Regions from separate parts of the Mus musculus genome. Here region 2 is linked to region 1. The links are chromatin loops, found by intact Hi-C in ENCODE. Cell type or tissue: left cerebral cortex. All regions are shown on one strand. Each heading gives the region's core, and the rest is flanking DNA. Links, peaks and the distances in the headings are about the cores only.

Region 1 (16,070 bases), core at 5,824-10,823:
TCCACTGTATGACTTTTTTTTTTTTTCAATCAAAAAGCAAGTGTCCAAAGGTGTGTGAATATATTTCTGGCTCTTTGATTTGATTCCAGTGATCAATGTGTCTGTCTGTTGTACCATTACCATGTAGTTTTAACACTATTACTCTCTAGTACAGCTTGAGATCAGGGACAGTGATTTCTCTTGAAGTTATTTTATTGTTCACAATTGTTTTGGCTATCCTGGGATTTTGTTTTGTTTTTGTTTGTTTGTTTGTAAGTTTTTGCTTTCTTTTTTTTTTCCAAATGAAGTTGAGAATTGCTCTTTAAAATGTCTATAAAAATTGTGTTAAAATTTGGATGGGATTGCATTGAATCTGTAGACTGCTTTTGCTATGATGGCCATTTTCGCAATGTCAGTCCTATCTATCCATGAACATGGAAGATCCTTCCATCTTCTGATATCTTCTCCAGTTTCTTTCTTCAGAACTTGAAGTTCACGTCTTACAGATTTTTTACTTGCTTGATTAGATTTACACCAAGATATTTCATATTATTCACGACCACTGTAAACAATTTTCTTTTCCTAATTTCTTTCTCAGCTAGATTAATCATTTGTACAACGGAGAGGCAGTGGTTGTTTTAGTTAATTTTGTATCCAGCCACTTTGCTGAAGGGGTTTATCAGCTGTATGAGTTCTCTGGTAGAATTTTGGGGGTTATGGTTATGCATGTAAACTACCATATCATCCATAAATATTTGTACTTTGGCTTCTAACTTTCCAATTTGTATTTCCTTGATCTTCTTTATTTGTCTTATTTTTCTGGTTATAACTTAAAGTACTATATTGAATAGATAGTGAGAAAGTGGGCAGCCTTGTCTCATCTCTCATTTTAGTGGAATTGCTTTAAGCTTCCCTCCATTGAGTTTGCATTTGGCTATGAGCTTTATGTATATTGCTTTGATTATATTTAGGTATGTATTTTTTAATCTCTGGTTTCTCTAATAACTCTAATATGAAGGGGTGTTGGATTTTACTAAAGGATTATTTTCGGCATTTAATGAGATAATCATGTGATTTTTTTCAATTTCTTTATATGGTGGATTAATGCTGATGTATTTTTGTATATTGTACCTTCCTTGCATACCTACGTGAAGCCTACTTGATCATGAAGGATGATGGTTTTTTATTTGTTCATGGATTTGGTTTGTAAAAGTTTAATTGATTTTTTTTTATCAATGTTCATAAGAGAAATTGGTCTGAAGCTCTCTCTTTCCCGTGTCATTGTGTGGTTAAGGTATCATGTTGACTGTAGCTTCATAGAATGAGTTTGATAGTGTTCCTATTTTGTGGAATAGTTTGAGGACGATTGGTATTAGCTTTTCCTTGAAAGTTTGGTAGAATTCTGTACTAAAGCTATCTGGCCTTGGGCTTTTATTGGTTGAAAGACTTTTAATGACTTCTTCAATTTCTTTAGGGGTTATAGGGTTGTTTAAAAGTTTACCTGATCTTGATTTAACTTTGGTAAGTGGCATCTGTCAAGAAAATTGTCCATTTCTTTAAGGTTTTCCAATTTTGTGAAGTACCGACTTTTGAAGATAACACCTAATGGTTTTTTGTATTTCTTCAATGTCTTTTGTTACATCTTCCTTTTCATTTCTGGTTTTGTTTATTTGCAAACCATCTATCTGATTTTTTGGTTAGTTTGGCTAGGTGTTTGTCTATTTTGTTGATTTTCTCTAAGAACCAGCTTTTGGTTTTATTGAAACTTTGTATTTCTTTTCTTTTCTTTTTCTTTCTTTTTTTTTTTTCTAACTAGTTGCTTTTAGCCCTGATTTTGATTATTTCCTGTTTTCTACTTCTCCTTGGTGTCTAACTTCTCTTTTTATATTGAGCTTTCAGGTGTACTTTTAAATTGCTGGTACAGGAGCATTCCAGTTTCTTTAAAGAGTCACTTAGTGCTATGAACATTCCTTTTAGCACTGCTTTCATTGTGTCCCATAAATTTGGGAATGTTGGGCCTTCATTTGCATTGAAATCTAGAAAGCCTTTAAATTTTTTATGTCTTCCCTGACCCAGCTGTCATTGAATAGAGAGATATTAAATTTCCATTCATATGTATACTTTCTGGTGTTTCTATTGTTGTTCAAGTACAACTTTAATCATGTTGGCTGTTGTGGAACTCACTATGTAGATCAGGCTGGCCTTGAACTCAGAAAGCTGCCTGCCTCTGCCTCCTAAGTGCTGGGATTAAAGGCGTGTGCCACCACTGCCCAGATCTAGATTTTGTTGATTGTATCCTTTTGTGGGCCTTTAGCCATCTGGATAGCTTTGCCCTTGTGTGTTGTAGGTATTGGGAGGAGAATTTACATTGAAGGTAGATGTGGTGTGGCAGGCCTCTCATAGGTATCCTTGGCCTGCTCTTTCCAGATCTGCATGTCCATATGGTACAGGATATATGCTTTAGAAGCAGCAGCGGGTTAGATGAAGGTTGGCAGACAGGTAGAGTGACAAGGACCAGCCTGAGAATGGGTGCCTGAGAATGGTTAAAAGAATCATTTGAAGTCAAACAATGGATCCAAGCTGATGACTTGTGTTCTGCTTGATATGGCTTTTCTAGTGTGCTTCTCTCTATCTTCTACTCTTTCTCTGGAGTTCTCTCTCTCTCTCTCTCTCTCTCTCTCTCTCTCTCTCTCTCTCTCTCTCTCTGTCTATATCCTGCTTACCTGCTATACTGAGAGATCTCATTGTCCATGTCTTGCTTGTGTGTGTCATTTCTCCAAGTTATTCCCTCTTTTTATTGTAAAGATATTCTCTGGATAGCTCATCTCCTAATGAACAGAGGTCCAATCTTTTATGACTACATATCAATCCATTTGTTTATTCCAGATTTCCTTAATTATCTTATGAATCAGCATCCCCTTACACTAGCCCTTTGTTTCTTAGAAAAGAAACAGAATACATTTTTTTTTCTTATCCTTCTAAAGAATTCAGAGATCTGTCTGCCTTTGTTAGGCACAGATGATAAACTAGTTGGGTGGGACACTGTCCTGAAATTATCATTTCTACCACACCTGAATCTAACCTTGCTCTGTACTAGCCTGATTTTGAACTCAGGAATCTTTCTGCCTTTGTAAGTATAAAGAAACAAAAACAAACAAATAAACAAAACCTTAGTTGGGTTAGATTTCCTGATATAAAAACTCACTAAATCTCTTTATCTTCTTTCTTGGTAATTTTCAAACAAGTTGACTCACAGCCCAGCTGTCACGCCCACCTCAGCCAGCAAGGAAGACACAACTTTGTCGGATTCTTCTCAACAGCCTTTATTGAAGGAACGCCTCGATACTGCTACAGGGACCCCGGGAACCCAGGGAGGTCTGCTTATATACACCCCAGCACAGGGAAAGGCTTCATGTGGGATAGGTTGAACCGAAATCACCTAATTAGCATGTGCCCACTCAGGAGGGGTTGGCGCCAGACTCAGGCTTACACCTACACTGATGTTGTTTAGACAAGGGCACACCGGAAACCGGCGCCATCTTAGAGTTGGCTTCCTACACCCAGCTGCCTTTGTTCCTTTAGAATCATGAATTCCCTCATATAATTCATATTGCATCCTTATTTTTGCATAGTTGAGAAATTATACATTTTCAAATTCATATTTTTAGAGCTCTTTCCCATAGCCTTAAAGCTATCCTGAAGGTCCCAGTGTTTACCATTTTTTTGGAGACATAGTGACATCCTTAAGTCATTAACATTAACATGGAGGATATTCCTTAGAAGGAAAGAGACCTCTACTGCTAGTGGTTCTAGAAAATATGTATATTATTACAGGAATAACCCTTATGTCCACAACAGCCATTAATGCTCACGCAGGTTCACATTACAGCAGAGCACTGTCCCAGGTGGAGAAACCATGTCACTTTGTCCCTACCAAGTCTATGTCAAGACAGGCAGTACTGGATAATGGATGTCTGCCTAAGCTATGAGGCTGCTCAAAGCAACTTGACACACCCAGATGCCTCAATAAGCAAGGAAGATGGATTGGGGAAGGAAAGTTTAACTCTATGGTTCAGGATCCACAGGACTGATAAAGGTAGACAGAGAGGTATATGTGTATGAGGGAATAGAGGTCACCCTGTGATAGCAGACTGCTTAGGGCTACTTGGCTTTCTCCAGAGGAATCAGCAAGCCGGGAAGATGGGTGAGAGTTCCTGTATGGTTCCGGATCCACGGGTCTTTAAGAGGTAGGTGGAGATCAACCTAAGTGGAGATCGGGATTTGGGGCAGGATGGGGATAGATAGATAATTTCTTGCTGTTCCCCATTTGCAGGTATACAGAGCCTTCCTCCAAAATTTCTCCCAAATCATTTTACATATGTTCTCGCATCCTTTCTTGCATTCATTTAAACTCATAAGCACAGGCGTGCGCGTGCACACACACACACACACACACACACACACACACACAGAGAGAGAGAGGGGGGGGATTTGAAAGCTTGAAAGCTTATCCTTGTCAATCACATCTTATTGGGTCTCACTTCTAGAGTTTTAATATACCTCATCTAAGCTGTGGCTTGACACATATATCTTTTCATACCTTTCGTCATCTTATATCTGGACACATCACCTTTTTGTTATTTTTACTTTATAGACATATTTGTTACTAGTGAAACACTTGGCAGATGAATAAATGGCTCTCTTATCTGTAAAACCTTAATAGTAATGCCTTTATTGTACAAATTGCCTTCTATTCAAAACATCTGTCTTCCCTTTGAGATGAAGATAGGTCATATATTTCTCATATGTACATTTTGATTCCCTGGTACTACTGTTTAAGGGAAGGTTCACTGATTTAGGCATGGATTTTTTTTTTTTTTTTTTTGTATAGGCATTGTTTTCTTTCTTTAAAAACTGGCTGCTGAGATAACCTATGTTCACTGACAAATCACACTATGTTAGTGGTATATAACCAAAAAACTAAAAACATCACTGTAAAAAGTGAATCATATTGGAATTACCTCATAGCATCGTCACCTAAATAAAATCAAATTCCGTTTTATGGGTTTATGAACAGAAACAATCATTCTTGCAACTCAATGACAGCCTCAGAAGCAGCAAGTGGTAGCCAGGGCATGAGAGTGCTTGCCAGAACATGAGAGTTCTAATGTATTTTTATGTGTCACCAGGGTAAAAAAAAGGGGTAATAAATAAATAAGGTTCACATAAATGAACTGAAGTGGTATGGGACAAACTAATCAATTTGTGACTGGGTGCAAGGGGAATTCAGCAGTCTATGCCAAAAATGGAGAGAAAATAATATGTTAATTTCAGATAGAAAAATAATCAGATACACAAAATCTGATTAAATAATCAGGCAATGATTTCTAGTAGTAAGTTGTTATTATATTCTTTGTCATATATATCTTTAATATTATATATGAATGCATAATTTTACAATCTTTATTCTTGTATGCTTTTATAGGATGCCTCTACTTTGGCTTTTACCCAACCTAAAGGAAGTTAATAAGAGATTCCTGAGTCATTGCTCATTTGTTCTGTGAGAAAAGGTGGGTGGAAATTAGGAAGAATGATGATATAAAGAGGAAGTGGATAATTGGAGGAAAAGAAACAAGTTTAGATATAGGTATTGTTAGTGATGACTCTATCTAGAACCTTTTATATTCTACAAAGTTCTTAAAGTCAGGAAGATTCTATTTAGCCATCCACATTTATTTCTTAGTTAAATATTATGTTACTGTGATCTCTATTTCATAGCAGATAACCAACACAAAAAACTTGTGATTCCAAAGTGTTATAGCTGATAACTGTTGTCTACCATGGAGTTGTGCATTAGAGATATGATCCTTGGTAAGATGATTTTAAGAGATGAAGAGATCATTACAAGTAGATTTTTGTCCATGGTAATGAGATCATTGGAGGTACTTTCTTAGGTTAAGATTAATGTATTTGTTATGGGTGATTAGTGGAGCTCCATGAGAATAGATTAGTGAAAATAAAAATAATCCTGAACACTCTTTTACTTCCAGTTCCTGTTTCATTTGTGTGATCCTCTGCACAATTTCTTCCTATGGTATCATGATGAGCCTCAGCAGAAGCTGAAAATGGGAAGTTGTCTGACCTTGAATTTTCAGTTCTACAAACTGTCAACTAATAATCTCTTCTTATATCCTCCTCTGCTCCAGGTATTTTCTTATACCAACATAAAATTATTCACAATACAAATATTAGTACTCTCATGGTTTTTATTATATAAACTAAAATGATAACTAAAATCATCACTTCAGTATTTATCAAATCATATCAAATCTACTATTTTCCTTTCATACCTATGACTGTCATATTGAAATCAGTGTATGCATTTTACAGAAAAGGCGGTGGGGGATGACACTAATTGATGTGGTCAGTGGCAGAGGGGCACTGGCTGGCAGAGCTGCACTCATGGAAATACTGGTCTGATACTCCAAACTGCTTTTGTTACATTAGAAATTCTTTGCTAAAGATATTTAAACATTCAAAACTGAAGTCGGCTTTTATAAATTATATATTTTATACAATGAAAAGTGAGTCTTCCACAATACCTACTGTGTTTTACACTTTCTTTCCTTCCATATTACTTCAGTAAAATGTACTTCAACTACATTTTCATAAATAAAAATTAATTTCTTGTCTATCATGTCTTAACTCTCCCTTTAATTTTGTCTCTAATGTTATGGCAGTCTTTTTAAAATGTCTATTTGATCATTTCTAGCCACTGCTTAAAATATCCAGTAGCTTCAAATTAATTTTGTATAGATTAATAGTTTATTTTCCTAGCAAGCATTTACAATTTTTGATTACTTTCTATTTCCAAATTAGCCATGATGCTTCTCACTTCCTTGAGTTTTATAAATGTGTCCTTTCTTTTGTCTACTGGGAAAAAATATCTAAGCTTAAATTTTACACTTGAAAATTCTATTCATGTGCTCATTCATTAAGGCAACTATGTATTTGCCCTTTCATTTAATCCTCACAGCACTAAAATAATATTCTTTGTGCACTAATCCAAACCAGTGACTACAGTCCTTATCAGTGAGATAACAATAATGATGAATGGCAGTCATCTTGTATGAATGGCATGAATATTGTAGGACAGAACTCAAGCTGACTTTAATTGATAGTGGCTAAGTACTTCAATGTCTTTACTCATATATATTTTTAGCATCATAAAATTAATTATTATATTTTACAATATATTAGATATTAGATAAGTATGTTTCTCCAATTCCGACCCTTTAGCAATTCAAAGGACAAGATTGTAGCCAATTGACATCTTAACCCTCGTTGCTTTTAAGAACATAGAATTATAAGCATTAAGAACTATGTACATATCCATTAAAAGTTTTAACATGTGATAGGGGGTCATGAAATTGATTTTATTTTCTTAATTTTTCAATAGGGACCTTTTAATCAAAGATGCTGAGTTCAAATCCTAGCTTGTACTATGATGTAATCTTCAGTATTAAAATATGACAGCTTAAACATTTCATCTATACAATAAGGAGCCATTGTATATCATGCTTGTTATTTCAATATAACTTATGCAAAGTAACACATTTCCCACCATAACACCTGACACAATATGCATGAATTAAACAGTATATAATATCACCAATTAATTAAGCCAATGACATGCTGTTCCCAGACAGAGTTTAAAATAGCAGCTTCTAAATACCAAATATGTGGGTGCAGAGGAAAAAAAAATCCAGAATTTAGATGTTTCACAAGAATGGATTGTTTTCCTCCTCATGTTTTCAGCCTTTGTATGTCTACTTCTTAAGGCTGAGAGTCCTCACACTCCTTCTCGGGTCCTACCCTCTTTTCTGTAACCCAGTTTTAAAAGGCTCATCTTAAATGCCATGAGACAGTCAGAGGAGTGATGGAAGTAGGTCTCATTAGCAGAGCGGTTCAATTATGTCCAGCTTTTCCCACACCTTAAAAGAGCCCATTTCATGGGCTATACAGAGATACAGGGGTTTTCAGGGTTACTAGGAAGGTATTTGTGCTCAGGGTCATTGAAAGAAGCTTTAAATGGAAAATATCAAAAGAACGAAGGTCTGTGGCAGCCTTCCCTTCACAGTATCCTGCTAAATGATGACTTCGTGTAATTAAAATGAACAAAGTATGTGTCGACGTTACATCTTCGCAATCACAGCACTTTCTCTCTCCTTTTGTTTAACTGCTTTGTTCATCTGAAACTGGTGTTAAAAAAATAACAGAAATAGAAGTTGAATGTATTCCTGCAGGGCTGTATTTTTAGTAGCTCATCACTTTGGAGAAGTAGCTTAGAGGTTGCAGAGTCTAATTATGAACCTAAGAAGTTGGGATTGAGGAGAAAAGGGGACATTGGAGTAGGAGAGGTTGAGAATAAAGCGGGGCAGGTTTGAGTGGGTGAACTGCTTTCTGCAAAACTCCAACCTGAACTCATCTGCTACCTGCTGAGTAGGAGAATAAAGAACATTAGAAAGCAGGGTGAGTCCTTGGCTTAAATGTCACCAACAGAAGCTTTTGATGTGCAAAATTTCTAACTGGCTTCAACAAGAGAGGATCATTTTCTCTAATGTAACCACCAAATTAATAATCCATGGTAAAATGCCTGTAGATTTAGGGGTACCATAGCACAGGACCACGAGATTATAATAAGCAGTCTGACTAATAGAGTAGACAGATTCAAAGGAACCAAGAATGTGAGGCAGAGACAATATATGGAGTGAACTTTTATGACCTTACGGATGATCAAGAAAAATTAGATGACATGTGAATGCAATTTATTATTGATATTGATTTATGAGTGCACATACATATGCTTATAGCACTTTCATTGCTGCCAAGTAGTTTCCTACTTCCATTTAAAATATTTATGCCTCAAAGATAATACAAGGAAAGTATCTGACAGGTTTAATGTATCATTTATCATATTAGACCCTTGTGTAAAGGTAAACTGAGGCTGCATTGTGATATGTTGCATCACAGAGATATTCTGAATTAAGAACTGGGACAGAAATAAAGTAGGTCAGGTAGAAGAGAGTTAAGAAAAAAAAAAAACGAGTTAAGTGTATTGATCTAAGTCTAAGTGGACAAAAATAGGCACTGGGAAATGTGTGAGCAATGCAGGAAAATGGACCAAGTTGCAACTAGATATAAAGGTGAAGAGAACCTTGTATTGAATTGCTGAGCAGGACTCTGCTCAGATCAGCTGCTAAAATTTGATTAATTTAGCAAGTGTGTTTTTAACCTTAAATTCTAGATGACAAAAATGTTTTTCTTAAAGACAAGACTATATATTAATTTCCCTCTAGTTTATTTTAAAATAAACAGATTGCTTCTTATTAAAAATCATATTTAGATTGCCAAACTGTCACTTCTTTATGGCTTACTTCAATAAAATGAATGAATGAATGAATGAATGAATGAATAATAGCCAAACTGAATGGACAATAAGGGACAATACAATACTTTTACTCTTGCTTTCTATATCACTTCATTATCATTGTGTAATAAGTCACTGTAAAATAAAAAAAAAAAAACCAATAGCCTTCAAAGACCAGTTTCCATGTAATATTGTTCATAAGCCTGTAGATGATTCAAGTGGCTGTGTGGATCTTTAACAGCCTGATTATTTTTGTTGCTTTGTTTATGTATATGTAGTAAGCTTCTAGCTTGAAAAGAGAAGGCAGGTCTAAGGATTCTCATAGGTGTCTGACCATGGATGTCATTATGTTGGCTGTGCCTTTGCTATTATTTACCCTGGAAAGAAACATTTAGATTGTTCACATGGCAATGACAAAGACTAACAGAGTAACACCATGGTTTGTTTCTTTGTGTTTAGGCTCTCAGATTTGTTCAGATCAATTCTTCCACTTCACTGCTATGAACTCAGATTAAAAAGGCAATAAAAATAGTCCAACTCTCTTGATAGAAAATGCTGTCAAATCACTTGGCCTATGAGTAGGCAGGAAGAAGTGATTACTTTCACTCGTGTCGACCAGGATTGAAGTTCTTGACTCTCAATGCTGAATAACATCTTTCAGGCATAGTATCTGTAGGCAGCACAAAAAGTTAGTACTACTCAGCTATTAAAAATAATGAATTTATGAAATTACTAGGCAAATGGTTGGACCTGGAGGGCATCATCCTGAATGAGGTAACCCAATCACAAAAGAACTCAAATGATATGTTCTCACTGATAAGTGGATATTAGCCCAGAAACTTAGAATACCCAAGATATAAGATACAATTTGCGAAACACATGAAACTCAAGAAGAACAAAGACCAAAGTGTGGACACTTTGCCCCTTCTTAGAATTGGGAACAAAACATCCATGGAAGGAGTTACAGAGACAAAGTTTGGAGCTGAGCTGAGACAAAAGGATGGACCATCTAGAGACTGGCATATCCAGGGATCCATTGCATACACTAGCAAGATTTTGCTGAAAGGACCCTGATATAGCTGTCTCTTGTGAGACTATGCCGGGGCCTAGCAAACACAGAAGTGGATGCTCACAGTCAGCTATTGGATGGATCACAGGGCCCCCAATGGAGGAGCTGGAGGAAGTACCGGAGGAGCTAAAGGGAACTGCAACCCTATAGGTGTAACAACATTATGAACTAACTAATAAGCCCCCTCCCCCGGAGCTCGTGTCTCTAGCTGCATATGTATCAAAAGATGGCCTAGTTGGCCATCACTGGAAAGAGAGGCCCATTGGTGATGAAAACTTTATATGCCCCAGTACAGGGAATGCTGGGGCCAAAAAGTGGAAGTGGGTGGGTAGGGGAGTGGCGGGGAAGGTATGGGAGACTTTTGGGATAGCACTGGAAATGTAAATGAGGTAAATACCTAATAAAAACAATAAAGAATAAATAAATAAATAAATAAAGTTAGGCTGAGCTAAATTAAAGCATCAACCACATTATAAAATACACAAATATGCACTTATGTATGTATTCTAACAAGGCATATGTGATCAAATCTCATTGAGACAAAATATGCAAGGTTGTGTATACAGCATTTAATGACTAATAGATTAAATTTGTTTTCTTTGCTCTGAAATCCACTGATTCATATTCATATTCTCTAATTCTAACTTATAGTCTAAAACATTAGTTACCTAAGAACTTGGCATATGGATTTGTCAGAGAGAAGTATATAGACTAATGTCAATACATTTTCAGGATAGAGCTTTGCCCAGAGTAAGTGTTACATATGTGTGTTTTATTCTTATTATATTTAAAGATGATGATCTCATTAGAATTCAAGAATGAAATTCTTATGGAAAAGGCATTTTTATTGTAATTTTTGTCATATTAATGATTTGAATATTTTCCATATAGCACAAAGCTTTTTCACATATCTCTAAGCTAAATCTTATCAATATCCAGGATCAAAATGGAATACAGACCAATAAGGCCTCATCTTATGAACATAAAGGATCATAGACATAACACAATTGTCTGATCCATGGCTCATCAAGACATTTTCCCATTCTATTCTGTAGGTGAATGTAGGCAAGGATGGGGGTGTATTCCTAGCATGTTAGAGACTTTAAATCAAAGTTCCTCTATTCCTCGAACACAGGAGTCTGAATGAGGAATGTCTTATGAGGTATGACTTAATTGCATGACAGAAAGAGCAAGCGTGCTAAGGGGGTTCATATTTCATGCCCTTAAAAGATTGGTGGCAGCAAAAATAGAAGATAGGAGGAAGAGAGGACATCACCGAGGGCTCAGCTGTAATGTCTGATTATTTGTCTTTATGAAGTCCATGGCTCCAAGATGAACAGATGTTCTGAGAAAGTAAATAAAAGCAACTGTCCTATTTAAATAATCACAGTTCACTTATTTACAAAAACAGAATAAGAAACTCTGTAATGTTACCTTGCTAAATATAGTAAACCAGTTTCATCACATGAACACATTCCTTAAAACAGAGTATTAACTTCATTTTAGTAAACAAAAATAAAGAAAAACAAAACAAAACAACAAAGTTCAAGCGATTCATCTGGTTGGTGGGCAATGTTTGTCTGGTATTATTTTCTACTCTCTTTAATTTCTAAAGTCTTTCCTTCCTGATCTTCTGTGGGGTTCCCTAATCTCTGAGGGTAGGGACCAATGGAGACCTCCAATTTGAAATTTCTCTGCATAGTATCTGTCTGTGAGTCTCTGCACCAGCTCCCATCTCACTGCAGGAGGAACCTCTCTGATAACAACTGAACAAGGGTCCTAATTTTGAGCATAGTAGAATATAATTAGGAGTCTTTTCACTTTTTTTTTCAGGGGGAGGGCAGTCCTGGCTAGTTCTACCCTAAGTCTGTGGGCTATTCAGTTTCCAGTTCCTGGCCATCCAGTCAGTGTAGGGCCTGGTCAACTCTTAGGCTATAGGCTTCAATTTAATACTCACAAAAATTAAGTTCTGTGTTACCATTGTCCCAGTACATCTTTCAGTCAGGACAGATTGTAGATGCTAATTAAAGTCAAAGTCCACCAAGCCCTGATAGCCTCAGCCTTGGTACTTCCTTCATTGGTGGAGCTTCCCCTTCTCTGACCTTGTCTGGAGAATTCTAAATCCCCACAAATGCCTCTACGTGAGGAATATCATGGAGCCTAAATTGGATTACAGGATGAATTTCCTTTCCCCTAATAAATCCTGTTCAGCTAGCACCTGAGATTCCTGAAATGCTTCACCATGCTAATGAGGCATTTCAGGTATCCTAAGCCCACAATCAATGGCCTTTGCCAATCTTGGACGTTTCTTGTGACTGAGTTGGTGTCCAAGTTTCTTTCTGTAGTCTGCAGCATACCTTCTCATTCCAAAGAGAGGGGAGCATGGGTGAAGGCTTCATGCAGGCACTTGGTCAGCCTGTCTATGTTCAATGAGCTATGGGCTCATAGATGCTAAATAAGCAACGTCTTCACCAAGTACTCTGTGTATATATTATTACTGTTAGGTTGGTGAGTTTTAGGAACTTGTAGTAGTGGGAAAAGATATATCTCTGACTTTTTTGACTTACTTGAGATCATTTCCTTTCTATTAGTTTGCCTTGCCTAGCTTTTTATCCCAGTACGTGGGAGGCAAAGGAACGTAGATCTGTGAGTTGGCCTACAGATAGAATTTCAGAACAGCTAAGCCTACACAGAAAACTGTAAAATACTCACCTGACTTTCAAGTAAAAAAAAAAAAAAAAGAAAAAAAAGAAAAAAAAGAAAGGAAGGAAGGAAGGAAGAAAAAAAGAAAAATAACTACAGCAACTAGTGAATGCTGAGATAGAGATTATCTGCCCTAGAAAAAAAATTGACTAGTAACATATGTATGCTTATATGTTTATATGCATGTGTGCCTGCACATTTCATAATGTTTGCATGTATAAAAGATTTCTGTTCATACATTTGAAGTATATACTTTTAGAGTCTAACTATAACTTACCAGCTTTATTCAGTTTAGGTAATAAACACAATCCCTCCAATGTTCATATTTCTTCAGTGGTAAAGATGAGGTAGTAGAATGGTTTTATTTTATCTTCATTCACATCTGGTCCTTTATCTTATCATATAAGTGTTCTTTGTTTCTTGATTCTTCTCATTTGAGAAGAGTAAACATAGATGAAGATTTTAGGTGATCCACATAGATCTACCCTGGAGTACATATTACTTTGCAAATTGAAGCCTGTGGCTTTTGGCATTAATGGGGTTTTCTTCATGATACAATTCTTCAGAATTAGAATGCTTACAAAATTATAATATATTCCTTTTAACAAAATTTTCAGAAACTCACTGTTTATGATAAAGTCTGGGAGGCACTATTAGATACTGCTGGATTATGATTTATGAATATCTAAATGAGCTATTATACATATCAGCACATCCTGATGGCATGTGTGAATAGCCATTCTTTATGGATAAAAGGCCAATTGTTTTTATAAGAATACTGAGATAACAAAGCACAATATTTTTATACCTCAAATATCTTATTGCATTTCAATTGCATATTATCTTTCTAAATAGCAGGGAATTTTTATTTACTCAATATTTAACATGTAGCTTGTGTCACCCAAGAGACAAAGGAAATGAAAGCCCCAAGGGAGAAGATGAAAAAAGGAAGCATGCTAAAGATGACAGAAGTGAAGATGGAAAGGGGATTAGAAACAGAAGGAAGGGGAAAAGAGGAGAAGAATTGTGGAAGAAAGGCCAAAGTAATAGATTCCAGATGGGAAGAGATGGCAAATGTGATGGAGAAATTTGATCAACCAAAAGAGTAGTGAAAACCTGAAAGGCAGGGTTTGAGGCTATCCTATAAGTAAAGTTCTTTTTATGGCATTAAAATTGTCCAATTTCTGTTGAATCCTGATCTTCATGTCTGTAAGAAAACTACATTTAATGTGATCTTTCTAACATGTCTGAATTTTAGGATTCCACACATGAGTTTCACTGTCCCAGAGCACTGAGATGAGCTTTCCATCTTGAAGCAAAGGGATTGGCTTTTTCTTACTGCTATAACAGAGGAAAAAAGAACATGAATTCTTTTCTTTGGTGTGGGGAGCCGCACTCACATTTGCCATTATAAGAAGGCGCTGACAGCTGTGTTCTAAGTAGTAAATAATCTGCACATGTGCAGGGGCAGTTTTCCCGCCATGTGCTCTGCTTTTCTCGTAATGACAACTGGGCCGATGGGCTGCAGCCAATCAGGGAGTGACACGTCCTAGGCGGAGGATAATTCTCCTTAAAAGGGACGGGGTTCTGGCACTCCCCCTCTTCGCCTCTTCCTCTCTTCATCTATTTCTCTTCGTCTTTTCCTCTGCTCTCTTCTTCTGCTCTCTGCCTCTCTCTCTCTCTGCGTCTCTCTCTGTGTCTCTCTCTCTCTTCCTCTCTGCCTCTCTCTGCTGCGCTCTTCCTCTCTTGCTCCTGAGTAAGCAATAAAGCGTTGCCGCAGAAGATTCTGGCTTGTTGCGTCTTTCCTGGCCGGTTGCGAACGCGCGTAAGACTTTGGAATTGGAGTGTCTACATTTTAAACACAGACCATATAACATAATGTAATATTCTGCTGTAGAAAAGATGGTTAAGTTCAAGAATAATAATTAGAAATCTTCCAGGAGAGGCCCTTGGTCCTATAAAGGTTCTATGCCCCAGTACAGGGGAATGCCAGGGCCAGGAAATGGGAGTGGGTGCGTTGGGGAGCAGGGGAAGGGGGAAAGAAATAGGGGGTTTTGGGAGAGGAAACTAGAAATGGGGATAACATTTGAAATGTAAATAAAGAAAATATCTAATAAAATAGAAATCTTTGAAATTAAGAAAAAAATGAAAGAATGTTATAGTCTTATTTTTCTAGTTGTTGTTGGTAAGCAAACTATTCTTTCTTAAAGCTTGAGATGTGAAAGTAGGAACAAGTTGTCAAAGTCAACCCAATGTCATAGTAAAGCTATTCCAAGGATATTAGTTCATCTTCAAATTACTATGGGTTTTGAAAAAAAAGCATAAAATCTAAAAAATTCTAGGGGAAAATTGGAATAGCTTTTGATTTTCTGCAGGGTTTCTTAAAAACATTGCTGTGCACTAGCAACTGTAAGGTATTCATTGTTAAAGCATAATGAGTATGCATCCATTCCTTAGCAGAATTTATCATGAGTACCTTTTAATTTGTCAGTGTTGCTATGCCCAAGGAGAACTTACTTTGAAAAATTTGGTTTGACTTTAGGGAAGCGACTCATCATTTTAGTGTCATTTTCTCCCTTCTGTACAAATGAAAGGGTTGGGTTAGAAATTACTAATGTACTTTCCAGGTATAAAATGGTACAGTTAAATAAAGCCTGAAAAATATCATTAGCTGCATTTGAGATAATAATGAGTAAGTGTATGATACAGAACAAAATAATAAGTCTGCCAATTTGTGTGGTACAGAAGATCAATCCCACAGAAGATCAGAAGCACGGGATTTCAGTGGGCTAAAGCTGTTAGAACAGAAAGAGCTCATAAGCAAAGAAGGGGCAAAAGGAGGAGTATATCAAGAAAAGCTTTTAGTATCAAAATATTCTTCCTGTCAGA
Region 2 (16,070 bases), core at 7,381-12,380, 270 kb before region 1:
TGGTTCTAGTTTCATTATAGCAAGATTTCAAGTAAAAAAACAAAACACTGAAAAATTAAGAGGGAATTTTTCAAAGTAAGAAATCCATTAATTATTTGATATGCTTAATTTCCATAACAATAATACGCTCATTGTTGGCTGGTAACTGAATTACAAACAAAGAAGACACCAGAAAGTTCAAATGATTAAAGCTAAAAGATAAAACCTGATGTGTTTCTTTGCAAAACAGAAATCTACACAGTGATATTTAGATAACAGATTCTCCTTGGTAGAAATTGTGAAGTTCAAGAAAGTTCAGGACTAGACACAGGAAGCTCTCTTAACTCAAGGCACTAGCGTACAGCAATGAGAGAGACTGGTAAACCAAGGAAGAAATTTTGGGACCCTGAGGATCACACGGAATAGAATTTCCAAAATCTCTATAACCTATTGACTATAGAGTCATTGTAGTCGGGGTTCTCTAGAGAAGCAGAGCTGATAGAATCTCTCTCTCTCTCTCTCTCTCTCTCTCTCTCTCTCTCTCTCTCATCTATCTATCTATCTATCTATCTATCTATCTATCTATCAATCATCTAATTTATGTTTAAGAAGTGGATTTATTAGAATGTCTTATCGGCCATGATCCAGCTTGTCCAAAAATGGCTATCTACCAAGAGAAGTTACAAGAGTACAGTTGTTCAGTCCATAAGGCATGTTTGTCTCATCTCAGCTGATTTTTAGTATATGTCAGAATCTAAAAGAAGTAGGCTCTGATGGCAATGAAGGAATAGAATTTCCAATGAGAACAAAAGCAATCAGGCAACGAGAGTTAGCTTCTGTTCATGTTCTTTCTGTAGGTTTCCAGCAAAAGGTGTGGCCCAGATTAAAGTTAGATCAAAATATTTAGATTAAAGGTGTATCTCACCATCTCACAAGATCTGGATCAAAATTAGGTCTTCTGTCTTTGAATAATTTAATTAAGAAAATATCCCTCACAGGCGTAACCAGCTGCTTCTGTTTTAGTTAATTACACATCTTTTTAAGTTGAAACCTAAGACAACTCACCATATTCTATAGCTGAAGCCTTGGCTGACCACTAAATTACAAATAAATGGGAGAGACATGGAGATCTCACTGCATACTCTGCAGAGCTACATAATACCCATGCTAAATGCCCGTGAGAACATAATATTGACTGTACTTAGAAGGACAGAGAAGATTCCCGGATCAGTAACAGGCCATAGTTTAATTTTCAAATAAAATTGTGAAACACGCAAAAGCTCTGCAAATATGACTTAAATGGAAAACAAAGGCCAAAAAAGAGCCGATATTAAAAATTGGTAAGAAGTGTTCATGTCGTAAGTCTAGTAGATACAGACATTGATACAAATGTTTCAAAGATTTAAAGAAAACTAAATTCAAAAAAATTTAAAAATAATACATGGTACATTAGATATTTCTGTTGTAACAAAATAACTAAGAAAAAATCAACTTAAGGTATTTATCTTGGCTCTGGGTTTGGAAGGTAGCAGACATCCAGGTTGGGAAGGTATGAGAGACTTTTGGGCTGGTGAAGTATGCAACTGAGTCTCGTCACATTTGCGGAGAGCAGGAAGCAGCAAGCAAAGCATGCTAGTACTGTGTGTTGTATTTTTATTCAATCTCAAAGATACTGGTCTATGGTCAGTGTGTCCTGTTCATTGAAACTTTTCTGTAAGCAACGTCCATAGAGATACACAAAAGTTATTTCACATACGTGTTTCCAAATCCTCTCAAATTGATGAGGAATATCAATTTACACTTATGATATTATTGAACTCATACATAGGACATTTTAAACACAAACAAAAACTATAAAAATGCTAATTATGTAAAGAATAAAGTAAAATCACTTGATTGCTACAAAAACCCGCAATGGCAAATGAACTCAAATGTAGATCAACTGAAATTTTGCAATGTAAATTAGCAGGGAGGAGAAAGTTTGAAGAAAGCTATGAAAAACCATAGATTTACAGTCATGTTTGGGTACTTCTCCAATTTCCAATATGACAACATAGTATAGAAAAGTGAATTTCCTAAATTTGTTGTAAAAAGTAGATTTACAGAAGTTTAATAAGTTGATAATATGTACAAATAGATGCTCATAAACACAAAACATCACAGAAAAAGCCTGTGTGTGTATGTGTGCATACATATTCATGCTTTTGTTTGTGCAATAGAAAAAAGACTGTAAGAAGTTCAATAAAAGCAATACATTACATGCAGGGAAACAATGATATAATTAATGACTGAATTATATAAAACTGTGAAAGGCAGAAGAAAATGAACGGAATATTCAAAACACTAGAAAACATAGTGATATCAGCATAATTCTGAAAAAAGAAGAAAAACTGAACACATTCATTACTACCAAACAAAAATAAAATACAAGCTAAAGGAAATATTTTAGGAAGAAAAATATTTGTCTGATAATGACTGTATTGCTGTCTCCTACTTAGGAAGAACTTTGCAAATAGTACAGATACAAATCACATCAACAAAACAGAAAAAATATTATTAAGTATGTTATCCTCTTTCATGTTATGTTCAGTAGTCTAAGTGACCATTTAGGGTTTATGCTACAGAAATTTATTGAGAAGAGTATCTGTAAGAATAAATGTGGATAGAATGAGTAGGCAGGAAAACAGCAGACAACAGCAAACAATAAACACTGAGAATGGAAACAATAGAAACAAGAGTGGAAAGGGTGCATATATTTGGCTCATTTGAGTTGTTGACATGAATTTCATTACAGAAAATGTTAAATAAATTTTAACATGGGATTATGACATAATTTCCAATAATTTTTGCAATGTCTTTAAACAGTTGATACTGTGTATTTATGCAAAGTGACACTCTCAGCATTAAATTTATACAATCAAAATATTGATCCACTCTGTAAAAACATTGAAAATGCTTGTGTTCTACAATGTCAAAGATTCTGATAAGATTTAATTCCTTATATAACAACAAATAAGCACATGCATGAAATTAATATGCAAATTTTATTTGTCTCTAATAAATAGCGAAGTTACGCATATACCAAAGAATTGACCTGAAATGTGTTTATGACTTATTAAAGAGAAAATGGATTCAGTAGGAAGTGCTGACATCATAGTTCAAGTAGTTAGTAGAGTCATGAAGAAGCAGAAATGAAGGGCCTGGGGAATGTTTTACCAATGTGAAGAGACTATGATGGGGCTACTTCAAAACCTATGACCTTTCAGCTCTAGTAACTAAATATTATATATATGTAAGTTAATAAATATCATATATATGTATATATATATACTATATATGTAAATACACACACATACACACACACACACACACACACACACACACACATATATATATATATATATATATATATATATGTATATATATTTATATGAGCTATTACAGCATCATGATATGAAAGACTGGAGAATAATACTGAGACCTAAAGAAGAGGATGGTGGTGACATAAAGAGAAGATAAAGGATAAGCAAAACTAAGAATGTATGATGAATTTTTATAATACCACACTTTATAAGCCAATTTTTTAAAAAGTGGTGCTTAGATAGAGGTACCATATATTAGTTAACAATGCTGATTTCGGTAAAACTTCAGATATTAAAGTTCATTCTCGTTATTGGGTACAAAATACTTCCCTATGAATTGCTGTTCAAGGAGCCCCCAGTCACCCAAATTAACATAAGCTTTTAGCATTGTTCTTGGCTGCTCAAAATAACATAACTGTGCCCCAGAATAGAGGGATGCTAGAGGGGTGAGGTGAGAGTGGGTGGGAGGGTGAGTGAGCACTCTCTTAGAGACAAAGCAGAGGGGAGACAAATCAGAGGGGGGATGGGAAGTTTGTGTGTGGGGAGACCGGGATGGGGGACAATATTTAAAATATAAGTAAATAAAATAACCAAATAATTTTTAAAAATAAAAGAAAGGGAATGAAAAAAAGGAAAATACACACACACACACATGTTTGATATTTTTTCCAAAAGAAAAGACATGGATAGAAAAAAAACTTTTGCAAGTTTCTTGCTAAACTATGATAAAAAAGTAAACAACAAAATAGGATTGGGAATAGAGCTCAATGGTAGAAGACTATGCCTGCAGAGTGCAAAGCTCTAGATTCAATCTTTAATGCTCCAAAAAGTTACTTATCCTCTACTCATTCACAGGAAGCAGCTTACTACCTTCCAAATCATTTAAAGAGAGTTTAATATGTATAATAAAGGAAAATATGAATGTTTTCATTTAAAAAGCTTACATTGTTGAAGAAATCACAGATTTTGATTGCATGTCATAAAAAAATGAATCTGTATGCTACCAGGAAATTATCTTCCTTCCACTTATTTATTATGGTGCTAGAATAGACTGTGTGGGCTGCTTAGGTTCAAAAGATATCAGTGACTTACTCAGTATGGGACTTTACAATGCTGAGGGTCAGACAAATGGTACCCATTGATGCCACAGTGGTAAAGGTTTTCTGGAGCAACCAACTTCTCTTTTTATTGGAGGAAGCCATGCTTGGTACTGAAATATGATCAAACAGCAAGGCTGGAAAACTCCCAGGGGGAGAACAATTGATGTTGATTATACTACAAGTTTGTTCAGTGTTCAACTTTGACCAGAGAAAGGCTTTTATTATATTAGGAAATGGCTAATTCAGCAACATGTTCACTGTTCTAAGTAATGAGCATAACTGATTGCTCAGCCTTAAGTTGGATATCTATATCCCCAGAGCACAAAAGCTTAAGGAATACCAGAGAAGAGTGGATTGAAAGAATGTGAGAGTCAGCCAATAGGGAGGAGAACTATAAAATGCTGTCCTCTCAGCGGGTCGTGGCTGTTTCACCCATGAATATATAGTATAAAATCTGCTCAAGGTCAGGCTAGTGAAAAATCCAACATGGTAACATCTAGCTCCTACAGGAGAAAATAGTATTGTCATTGATAAGTTCCTCCTTTTTTAAGGGTTGCTCTCACACCCCTATGCATTTGGGAAACCCTTTTAGACTTGTGAATTAAAAAAATAATAGTTTAAAAAGAAGATATGAAGTTGAGAGGTACATGTGCTTGGGAGGACTGGGGAAAGTTGATGAGAGTGATATAAAATTAACTCAAAAAAATCAGTAGCCTTCCTTTATATAAATGATAAACAGGCTGAGAAAAAAATTAGGGAAACAACACCCCTCACAATAGTCACAAGTATATAAAATATCTTGCTGTAACTCTAACCAAACAAGGGAAAACTCTGAATGACAATACCTTCAAGTCTCTCAAGAAATAGACGATTTCAGAAAATAGAGAGTTCTCCCATGTTTATGGGTTGGCATAATTTACACAGCTAGAATGACCATCCTACCAAAAGCAATCTTCAGATTCAATTCAATTTCCATCAAAATCCCAACACAATTCTCAAAGACATGGAAAGAGCAATTCGCAAATTTATCTGGAAAAGCAAAAAACTCAGAAAAGCAAGAACAATTCTTAACAATAAATGAACTTCTGAGGGAAACACCATCCCTGACCTCAAGCTATACTACAAAGAATGAAGACCAAAGTGTGGACACTTTGCCCCTTCTTAGAATTGGGAACAAAACACCCATGGAAGGAGTTACAGAGACAAAGTTTGGAGCTGAGACAAAAGGATGGACCATCTAGAGACTGCCATATCCAGAGATCCATCCCATAATCAGCTTCCAAACGCTGACACCAATGCATACACTAGCAAGATTTTGCTGAAAGGACCCAGATATGACTGTCTCTTGTGAGACTATGCCAGGGCCTAGCAAACACAGAAGTGGATGCTCACAGTCAGCTATTGGATGGATCACAGGACCCCCAATGGATAAGCTAGAGAAAATACCCAAGGAGCTGAAGGGATCTGCAATCCTATTGGTGGAACAACAATATGAACTAACCAATACCCCTGGAGCTCTTGTCTCTAGCTGCATATGAATCAGAAGATGACCTAGTTGGCCATCAGTGGAAAGAGAGGCCCATTGGTTGTGCAAACTTTATATGCCTCAGTACAGGGAAATGCCAGGGCCAAGAAGTGGGAGTGTGTGTGGGGGGCAGTGGGTACTTTTGGAATAGCATTGAAAATGTAAAAGAAATAAATACCCAATAAGAAAAAAACTGGAAAAAAAAAAAGAATTCTTAACAATGTCACTCTAATTTAAAACCATCAAGGATTGGGCTGTAACTCAGTGATAGAACACTTGCTTAGAGTGTATGGGACCCTAAGTTCAAACCTAATACTACAAGAATTATATATATATATAATGGTAAATGATTTGAATAGATCTTTTAAACTCAAAAATGCTGTAAATATCCAAAAGATACATGGAAAAAGCATTCAAAAGCATAACTATAAAACCAATACTGCTTTCAGAGATGGCCTGTGGGAACCTTGTAATTTGAAGGCATAGTGACATTCCCAGCACACTGGTAAATTTCTTGTTCTGAGTGTAATCTACACGGGGGTTTAAGTAACATACTCTCTATATGTAGTGTGCTAGACCTGAATAAAAAGCTAATCTCAAAAGCTATTTTTATGTATAGAATAAGAAATACTATAAAATTCAGATCTAAGAGTAAAACAACTTCACATAGGTGCAAACCTGTTTGATAGTGAATAGATAGAAAATATTTACATGAACTTGGTATGTCAGATTTGGTTTCAGGCTGACTTGAGTTTTAGTCATGGTTCTTCTAGATCAGCACTGCTCAACCTATAGGTCGTGACCCTTTGAAGGGTTGAATTATAACCGTTTCACACAGGTGACATATAAGTTATCACGCATATCATTTATTTACATTACGATTCATAACAGTAGCAAAATTTTAGTAATGAAGTAGCAACACAAATAATTTAAAGGTTGGCTGCCACCACAACATGAAACACTGTTTTACAGGGTTACACATTATGAAAGTAGAGAGCATTGGTCTTTATAATAAAGAATGTCTCCTTTAGTTACTTTGCTACATGAAAACAATTCTATAATAATTGTGTCTTCTTCATATATACATTTGGAAGAGTGAAAGACACACTCACAAGAATATTAAACACTCTCTATGGAAACACACGTAAATTGGCTATAATGAATAAATGGTAAGACTAAGGTTTTAATGGTATGAATAAGAAATACATTGATATGGACTCACTCTTTTAATAGTGATAAAAGAAAAGTCTGATTTGTTACTTTAAATCTTCATAAACTGATCTTAGGAGATTACAAATCAATAATTTCACTAGTAGCATTTCAAAAAAGGGGGTTTAGATATACTGTTCTCATAAATCAATTTTAAGGGCAAACATGCGAGAGGAAATACAATTTGGGTGTGATATATAGGATAAAGAATGACACTAAAGTATCCTTTATTTGAAAAGTTATTAAAATCAGTAAACTGATTTATAAATAATAAAAAGCAAAGGACTCAGTCATAGAACTCAGAGAAACCACATGTATATGCATGCACATTTCTGTATACACCAATGCCTATAGGATGACTATTCAAATAAAAGTATTTTACATTATACAGAGAAATTAAACTAGGTCATAAGATAGACTTATTAAATAACCTAACAAATACCATCTATTATATTAGCTTTGTCAGATTAAAAGCCTTGTCAGACACCTTTTCTTGTAAGTATGCAAATAGTAGGATTTTTCTAGAAGAAAATTTAGAAATATGCATTGGAAATTATAAACAAATAAATCCTCATTGATCCAGAAATTACTTCTGTCAAGATTTATCAGAGAGAAGTAACCATGATCATACCTGAGGGTTTGGCTATAAAGAGAATAATTGCCTTCCCATTTGTAATGTGAAATTTTGGATATGACTGTATTTCAAATAATAGGAAATTGTTCCATTCGTCTAAGGAAATGCTTTTCAACATTGACAATAATTTTAAGAAATAATTTTAAAACCACAAGATAATTTTTACAATGTGCCCTTCCATTTCAAAAATTCCCATTACAAAACAATACTAATAGTATTATTATACTTTCTGAAAAATAAACAGATATATTCAGAGAAAAGACTAGCAATAGAGTCTGCCAAATGTTAACAATAGTTGCAACTGAGTGACAAAATTATGGATGATTTAATTTTTCTCCATTCTACTTATCTATATTTGCTGAAGGTTTTACAGAGTGAAGATATTACTTTGCAATGAAAAGAAAGTTATAATATGTCTATGCAATCCATGTAATGGTAGCTATACACATTTGGATCATGAATAGTAAGAATGGAGTCATAAATGTTCTCTGCAAAAGATAAAGATTATCTTTTCAAATAAACCAGTTTGGTAGTTAAAAAAGAAAGACTACTGTGGAAATCTTTTCAGCAGGAATGGGAAACAGTATATAACAAGGGCAAGGGTGCAGACACCATTTCCCAGATAATAGACAGTAATTAAATATCTAGAATTGCTACATAACTACCATTTAATAGTTATGAGTTATATGTAAAGTGATTCAGATGACACTAGGTCATCCAACGGCATCATTAAGGAGCTCAGTTTTAATTCTTCAAAATGTGGAATTTGCAGGAAGAATGATCACGTCCCCATTGTAGAGAGGTTTCTTTTAAAGCATATTTGGGGAAGAAAGTTATTGTTGTAATGTAAAGAGAGTCAGATATTCACAGTCTGTTACTATGTGCATACCTAAGCAATGGCTTTCACTAAGAGGGTCAAAGATCAGTAAGAGCAGAGCTAGAAACAAACCTAGGGAATAAGATTAATGGGGGTTAGCAATTACTGTGACACAGAATAAGATAAACATCAAGGAATTCCCACAGTGATTACAAAGGATGGTGTTTAAAGATATAAGAAGGAACACATCATTTTGCCTTGTTTTGCCTAATGACCAAACATACATCATAATACATACATGTGTATACATAAAACCACATTCAAACACTTAAAGATATTACAAAATATTTTTAAATTTAAGCCAACCAAATCCTAAAAATCAATTTTAAAAAGAAGAGATGAAAGAATGCCTGTGAGGGAGGGTATGGGCCCAGGAACCCCAAAGCCAAGTTCTCAGCACAAAGGAGATTTATTTGCTGCAGAGGAACAAAGATCAGAGAATTAGAAATAAAATCAGGAAATAGAGGTTGAGGGAGAAGGGGAAGAAAATAAGGGACAGGGGGCCAGGATATTTATTCTGGAGGAGGAAAAATGTCCCAGTCTCTCTCCATACATACATATATACCTGTACCTGTACCTATACCTATACCTATACCTATACCTATACCTATACCTATACCTATACCTATACCTATACCTATACATCCATTTAACAATAGTAGTTTTAAAATTTCATCTAATAAATTAAAAAATAAGTAGGTAAAAGATATGTAATGTAGAATTCTCAAGGAAGTAATAAAAATGAGAAAAAACAGGTCAATAGATATAACATCTAAGAAAAGATAATAAACAGTAAAGAAAATAGAAAATGGAAAATTAGTCAGTCTTATTTTGCTATGAGATAAAGCCTTTGATTTTGTCCATCAGTACAATATAGGCAAATCTATGATTCAGATCATTAAGAAAGGGCAAGCAGTCTTCTGCCATAGTGTTCTATAGATTTTACCTTTCATGTAAAAACATGCCATGGACTTTTTGATTGAAAAAATATATATCAGAGAATTCAAGTTTGTTTTCTGCTTCCTTTGTTCTATTTGTAGTCAAAAAAGTTTATGTCTTGCTGCTTGCTAAGAGCACAGCTATAGCATTATATAAATTCTCACTGTAAAATTGTGACATTTTGTGTTTGTCTAGAAGAAGAAGGAGTGGGCAGGAAGGCACCTTGGTAGAGCAGAATGTACAATTCTGCTAGTCATGAGAGCTTTTCTTGGTGTCTATAGCACCCACTCATCACAGTTCTTATGCAGTTCACAGTAAATAGGCGCTTGCCTCATTTTGTCCTCTATTTATGCATGCATTATGTTGGGGGTTTTGCTAGGATGGCAGATGGATAAATTATGATAGTTGCTAGCATGGGTTGTTAGGGAGATGTTAAATAGAAATGATAAAATATAGATAGATACAGATAAGTATATTAGAGGTAGTATATAATAGTTAATAGAAAATGAGATGGTAGATAATATAGATAGATGGTGTCTTAATTTTATGTCCTGTTTCTGTGATAAAATATCTCAATAGAAGCAACTTGAAGAGTAAATGGTTTATTTGTCTCCCATTTCCAAGTTATAGACCATCATTTCCTGGAAGTCAAGGTGACAGGATTCTGTTGCATTTTGTAATGTTATAACCGCAGTCACGAGCAGAGAGTAATTGGTTAAAGCATGCATGTTAGTGCTCATCTTGCTGTCTCTACTCTTATACAAGCCATAGTACTTTGCCAGGAGAATTGTGCCACCCACAGTGGGGTAGGTCTTCCCATGTCAATACATCTAACTGAGATAATCTCTATAACCATGCCCACAGGTCAATTTTCATCTAGATAGTTCCTCAATATGAGTCCATTTGCCTATTGATTTTAGACTGTATCAAGTTGATAATTGAAACTAACCATCATAGAGATAGATAGATAGATAGATAGATAGATAGATAGATAGATAGATAGATAGAGGTGGTATAAAATCAGACATATATTGTGTTCCTTTAACAAATTTCTGACAAGAAGAAACCCTATACCTGACTTGGCTCCTGAGAGGGAAGCATGAAAGCAGAGCCACAGTGTAGCCCTGGGAAACTGTACACTCTCAGGAAGCAGATATAAGGAAGGAGGTTGAAGTACAGAAGGAAGGACTGCAAACCTCAAGGCCTGATCTCTAGCCCCACACTACTCAACCTGCTCCACAATATCTACCAACAGGGAATGAAGTTTTTAAGCATATGAACATGTGGGGAACATTTTCTTTCCAAATCACAACATCTGGTTTACTAGGTAGATGAATACATGACCCAGTAAACCCCTTCATTCAACAAATGTCCTATGACTTCCCTTTAGACAAGCATGATCCATATCGTTAACATAAGTGATTGTGTGTTCCCTGTGTCCCACAGCAGTGACAAACATGGGCCATGACCACTAGCAGGGATAATGTATCTGGCTGTCATTTACATGTGGCTTAGACTTTGGCTTAAAACCTCCTAAACCTGTGACCCTGCTCAAGTTTTTTTCTCAGTGGTGTGTTGTTGTTTTTTTGGTTGGTTGGTTGGTTGGTTTTGTTTTTGATGCCAATATTTTATGTGTTGAGAGAAGATGAGGGGAGGGGAAGTAGTAACATGGATATTGGCCCTTTATAGAGTGAATGCAAATGAAAGGCAGAGTGTCCCATGGAATCCTGAGAGTTGTCTGACCTACAGAAACTGTCAACTGAGTGTATGTGTCTGATAATATGAGAGCAGGACTAGAGAGTGGAAATGTTTTTCATTCAGGGCTGTAGTCAAATACCTGGTGATTAGGAACATCAATAAAACCAAAAACTTAATTAGTACTATATTAAACTGATTTTTTTTGGTATGGCAGAAAGAATAGTCAGTGAGCTTAAACTTTTACTATATAGTAAAGGAAAAATTGCCATGTATCATATATGTATTCTCTTCTGGACAGTATCAGGTAAGGTTAAGCTTAAATTATCTATATAAGAGAGCCAACAGTGCTTCTCAACTTTCCTGACACTGTGACCCTTTAATACAGTTTCTCATGTTGTACTGACCTCCTTCAACCATAAAATTATTGTAGTTGCTATTTCACAACAGTACTTTTGCTATTGTTATGGATCATAATGTAAATATTGTATTTTCTGATGGTCTTAGACAATCTCTGTAAAAAAGTCTTTGGTTCCCAAAGGTGTCATGAGCCACAGGTAGAGAACTGTCCAGTACCTAATCTTATTTGATCCAAAACCTATTGAGACCTAGAGAGGTCCAGTTAACTTTCCCTACCTTACAGTAATTAATGGTGGAGGTCATAAATGGTAAGCCGGCTGGTTATAGGACTGAGCTCCTATATTATCTTGCATCTATGTATGATTTATATGCTGCAGTTACATAATACTATGCTACAAATATGAAAAGAGTGATGGGCTAAGAAGCAGTAGAAACAAATGGCTGGCATAACAACCATTATTATAATGATAACAACCATTTCCTGAGTCTATATAATAAGCAATAATTTAAATGCTTTATATACTTCATTCTATTAAGTCTTTTTCCTTCCCCTGCCCAGTGGTTGTTACTACTCTGATTTTATGGGTAAAGAAACTAGGAGGTTAATAATGTGTCAAATGTCTGACTAGTTAATAAGTAAAAGAGGCAGAATTCAGACCTGCCTGCCTGGAAAGGCCTGAGCCTTTTTCCTATGTGTCAGTGTTCCTGTCTATAGGTGATTGGACAGACTGTAAAAATGACTGTTTCATAGAACAGTGTCACACAATAGGGCAAATGGTACATAATAAAAGGTGAGGCAAGCTGACACTATATAGCTCACATGGATAGACCACACCTGAGTGGGCACCCTGCTGAGAATCACACACCCCAGGCAGGCAGAGCACTCCTGAGATCCCTTCCCAGTGCCACAGAAAAAAAATATGGGCATAGCATTCCTGAGATGACCCCAGAAACCTAGAGCCCACCCCCACCCCATTGTCACTAAGATGAACAATTAAATGGTAGAGAGGTTGAAGAGAAAGAGAAATAGAATGATGCATACACAATGAAGACGGGGAGACCTGTAGAGTTAAGTGTAATGTGGAACAGTCTGATGCAAGTGGCCAGCAATACCACCCAAGGCCATGGTGAAGTCTTGGTCTAGACTGCTACCTGGGGCTATGGTGATTTGTGAGGACTGTGCAGAGCTGGACCCACCCCTTGTCTCGGTATCATGATAGAGCTGGCCCAAAAAACAAGAGAGCAGAATTGATCCCAATCCTCACCCAGCTGTAGAACTTAGGAGAGTAGACACAGCATCTTGCTAAGGAAGCACAGTAGAGTAGGCAGTTCTGGTTTGAGGAGTTGCAAGTGACCTGGCCTCAAGTCATGAGAGCAGGGGAGAGCTGCCTCTGCTTCTTGTCAGCTGTGGCATTGGGTGAACTAGCCAAGTCAGTGATGGCGAGCTTCCCCTGGTGATGTTGGTTAAGGAGAGCTGGTGTGTAGAGAGACTGTCTCCTGTATTGCAAGGATGTATCATTTGCCAATTAAAACGCCTAAGGCCAATAGCTTAGGCAGGAAATTGAGGTGGGCCATCCAGGAGGAGAAAGATTTCTGGGGAGAGAAGGCAGGAGTGTCCCTGAAAAGAGGTGTAGAGTTGGACCCAGGATACCTGAGCACATGTGGCAGAATGTAGGTTAAAATAATTGAGTTGTTTTAGTTATGGTCTATTAAGAATTGAGCCTAACTATACGGTCAAAGTATTTGTAAATATATTTTGAGTCTGAGTGGTATTTCTGGTGCTAGGAGGAAGAACCAGGTTTAACTGCAACAAAATGCAAGGTGAACCAGTGCAACACACCCTGTCCCACTGTCTGTTGGATTATATTTGTACCCTTTTCTCAAGTGTCTGCTCTAGCTAAACATCACATGTCCCTTTTCTAGGCAGCTTACATAAAAGAAGACCACATGTGTGTTCTCAGCAAAACATCCTCCCGTTTGTCTGTTTTAGCCAAAACATCCTCTAATAAGACAGTTTTCAAAAAACAACAACAAAAAAACAAAAACAACAACAAAACAAAACAACAACAACAAAAAACAACAAAAAAAATCACATGACACAACTGAGTCTCCAAAGAAACCAGAATTTTCCCTTCATGATGGTCTGACCAGCTCTGCTACCACCCAGACCCAGATTAAGAACTTTGTGTTGGCCCACCTTAACATCTATCCCATCTATAAACTGCTGGATCACATGAAGGGCTGATCCTACATATCCAAAGCTACTCAATTTCACGAAACAGGGCAACAACAGGGTATCTGAGAGAAGTTCGGGTGAAGATCCAGTATTGAGAGCATAGCAGATACCAAAGGCCTCAAACCAGACCACTGACTCATTGCAATGAACATCTGCAAGGACTGAAGTCTGAACAAAAGGGTATATAGTTATAGTGAGAACACTGTTACATATTACAGCTCCCACAAGATAATTTTTTTCTTTTGGGAGGAAGGGAGGTTGCAAGTGTGGAGAGTGGGTATGACAGGACATGAGATGAGGGCAGGTTGGGGGGCATGATGTAAAATTCACAAAAAAAGAGAGAGAAAGGAGGTTGAAGATGAAGCTAGTTCAAATGCTCCATGAAAACCACGACCCTTAGACTCAGACTTGAAGAAGGGTAAACCATTTGTAAGAAATGGAGCAGAAATTGCTTCCTAACTGTGCTTTAAGAACTGCTGCTTTTTTACTTTGCTAACATTCTAAACCATGAATGCTCTCAATCTCTGGTTAGACATCTCTGAATTAGCAGCCTGCCATGGTCATTTTTCCTCTGTTATCTTTACAGTGATGGATAACATCCTCTGTTATCCATCAAGCTCTCAAGCTATGCTCAGGATGTACTGCACATCATTTTGTTTTACTCAGACTACATTGTCCTAAAAACCTAGCAGTATATCTTAGCTCATATTTATATGTAGTTGACACTTAACAATGTCAACTATTGACAACGTAAATCTTATGGCATCCATATTAAGAGGCTACAATAACATAAAAGGTGCAAGATATGAAGTAAAATCCTACTTACTTAGAGTGGGGAGGTCTGAATTCTTCCAAGGAAACCAAGAATAGGTGTTTGGTTTTCTTAGCTGTTCAAAAAGTCAACATTTCTGCTGAAAATTAGGTGAAGCAGGACAGGTTTCCAGAAACATTTCTCTAGTACATAGCCATGTTTTGCTAATGGTTCATGGGTAGAACAATGACATGGATTCGTAATGAAAAACATCCAATATTTCAATTATGTCTTTATCTGGGTTTCAGCCACCAGGTATGTATTGATTTGTGTGTGTTCCCACATTCAATATTCATTGTTATTTCAGAATATGATGGTATTTGAATGTATTATATTCAAATAGCTAATTATGTAAAAAGAAAGAACTAGGCATGGACTTCTACACAAGAAATATAAGGATACACAGCCTGGAGTGATGTAATGCAAAGACCACAAGAATAAGAAAGGGGGACATTCAACAAAAGCCATCCTTGTCAATGACTTGGAACCAAACATTACTCTCTAAAACCATCAAAAAATTAAATTTTTGATGAAGAATAAGTCATCTGTCTGTCCTGATGTTTTATGACACCCTAAGTAAATGAATCTGGTACTTAAGTTTGTTGAGAGAAAGACATGTGATTGTCAGTTTTAGTTATCAACACAACACAACCTATAATTATAAGAGAGGTAGATTTAGTGGAGCTGCTGCAGAGAGGAGTTGTTTACATCATGCTGGCCTGGGGCATGTCTGTAGGGAATTGTTCAGATTTCATCACTTAATGTGGAAGGCCCCAGCATAAATGAGCAAAGTCCCTTCTGGTAGTAACACAGATGAAGATACAAGGGAAATAGGAAAGCTTTTTGCTTGATGAGATTCATTCTTGCTGTTGAGTTCATCAATGCTGCTACTGCTCTGGCTGGTAGTACTATTGCTCTTACTTGTATTAGAACAGTATTTTTAGGTTTCCAATGTGTAATACGGTGCCTCAACAGGAGTCCACTAAGCCTGCTATGCCATATTGAGACTGCCAAGGTGACCAACCTCATTAACTGATAAATTTATGGGTTCTCAGCCTTTTCTGGGTATGACAACTATGGTTGAGCTATTCTGATCATATCATAAAAGCCAGAATATAAATCTTGTTCCTCTAGAAAACTCTGACTAATATGCCGTGAAATGCATGCATTGTTCTAGTCAGATCTACAGGTTGAGGTTATGGTCATAGAGGTTGGAAATGAAAAAAATATTGGTGATCACTGACCACACACTACAGATAATGCCAAGTTAGATGACAGGTTTTATGTGTAATATACATACATCTCAACTTTGTGTATCAAAGTGCCTGGCAGTCAACTCTGGC

The links. Peaks named below come from ENCODE experiments on the same cell type or tissue, not always from the same donor. Only the 100,000 strongest peaks of a DNase experiment are listed, where the experiment ranks them.
Region 2: a loop joins it to region 1, with 2.5 times the contacts of the local background. A loop is called at or near these places in 2 of 42 quality-filtered maps.

What each region holds. Positions count from the first base shown.
Region 1 is chr4:68,374,523-68,390,592 of GRCm38, reverse strand. No RefSeq gene overlaps it. Among named protein-coding and RNA genes, the nearest start is that of Gm12911, 61 kb to the right of the region's middle. In left cerebral cortex, for the core only: no CTCF peak of the experiment used is centred there; DNase peaks (open chromatin) are centred at 7,914 and 8,346.
Region 2 is chr4:68,642,320-68,658,389 of GRCm38, reverse strand. No RefSeq gene overlaps it. Among named protein-coding and RNA genes, the nearest start is that of Brinp1, 300 kb to the left of the region's middle. In left cerebral cortex, for the core only: no CTCF peak of the experiment used is centred there; DNase peaks (open chromatin) are centred at 9,882 and 10,324; H3K27ac peaks cover 821 bases.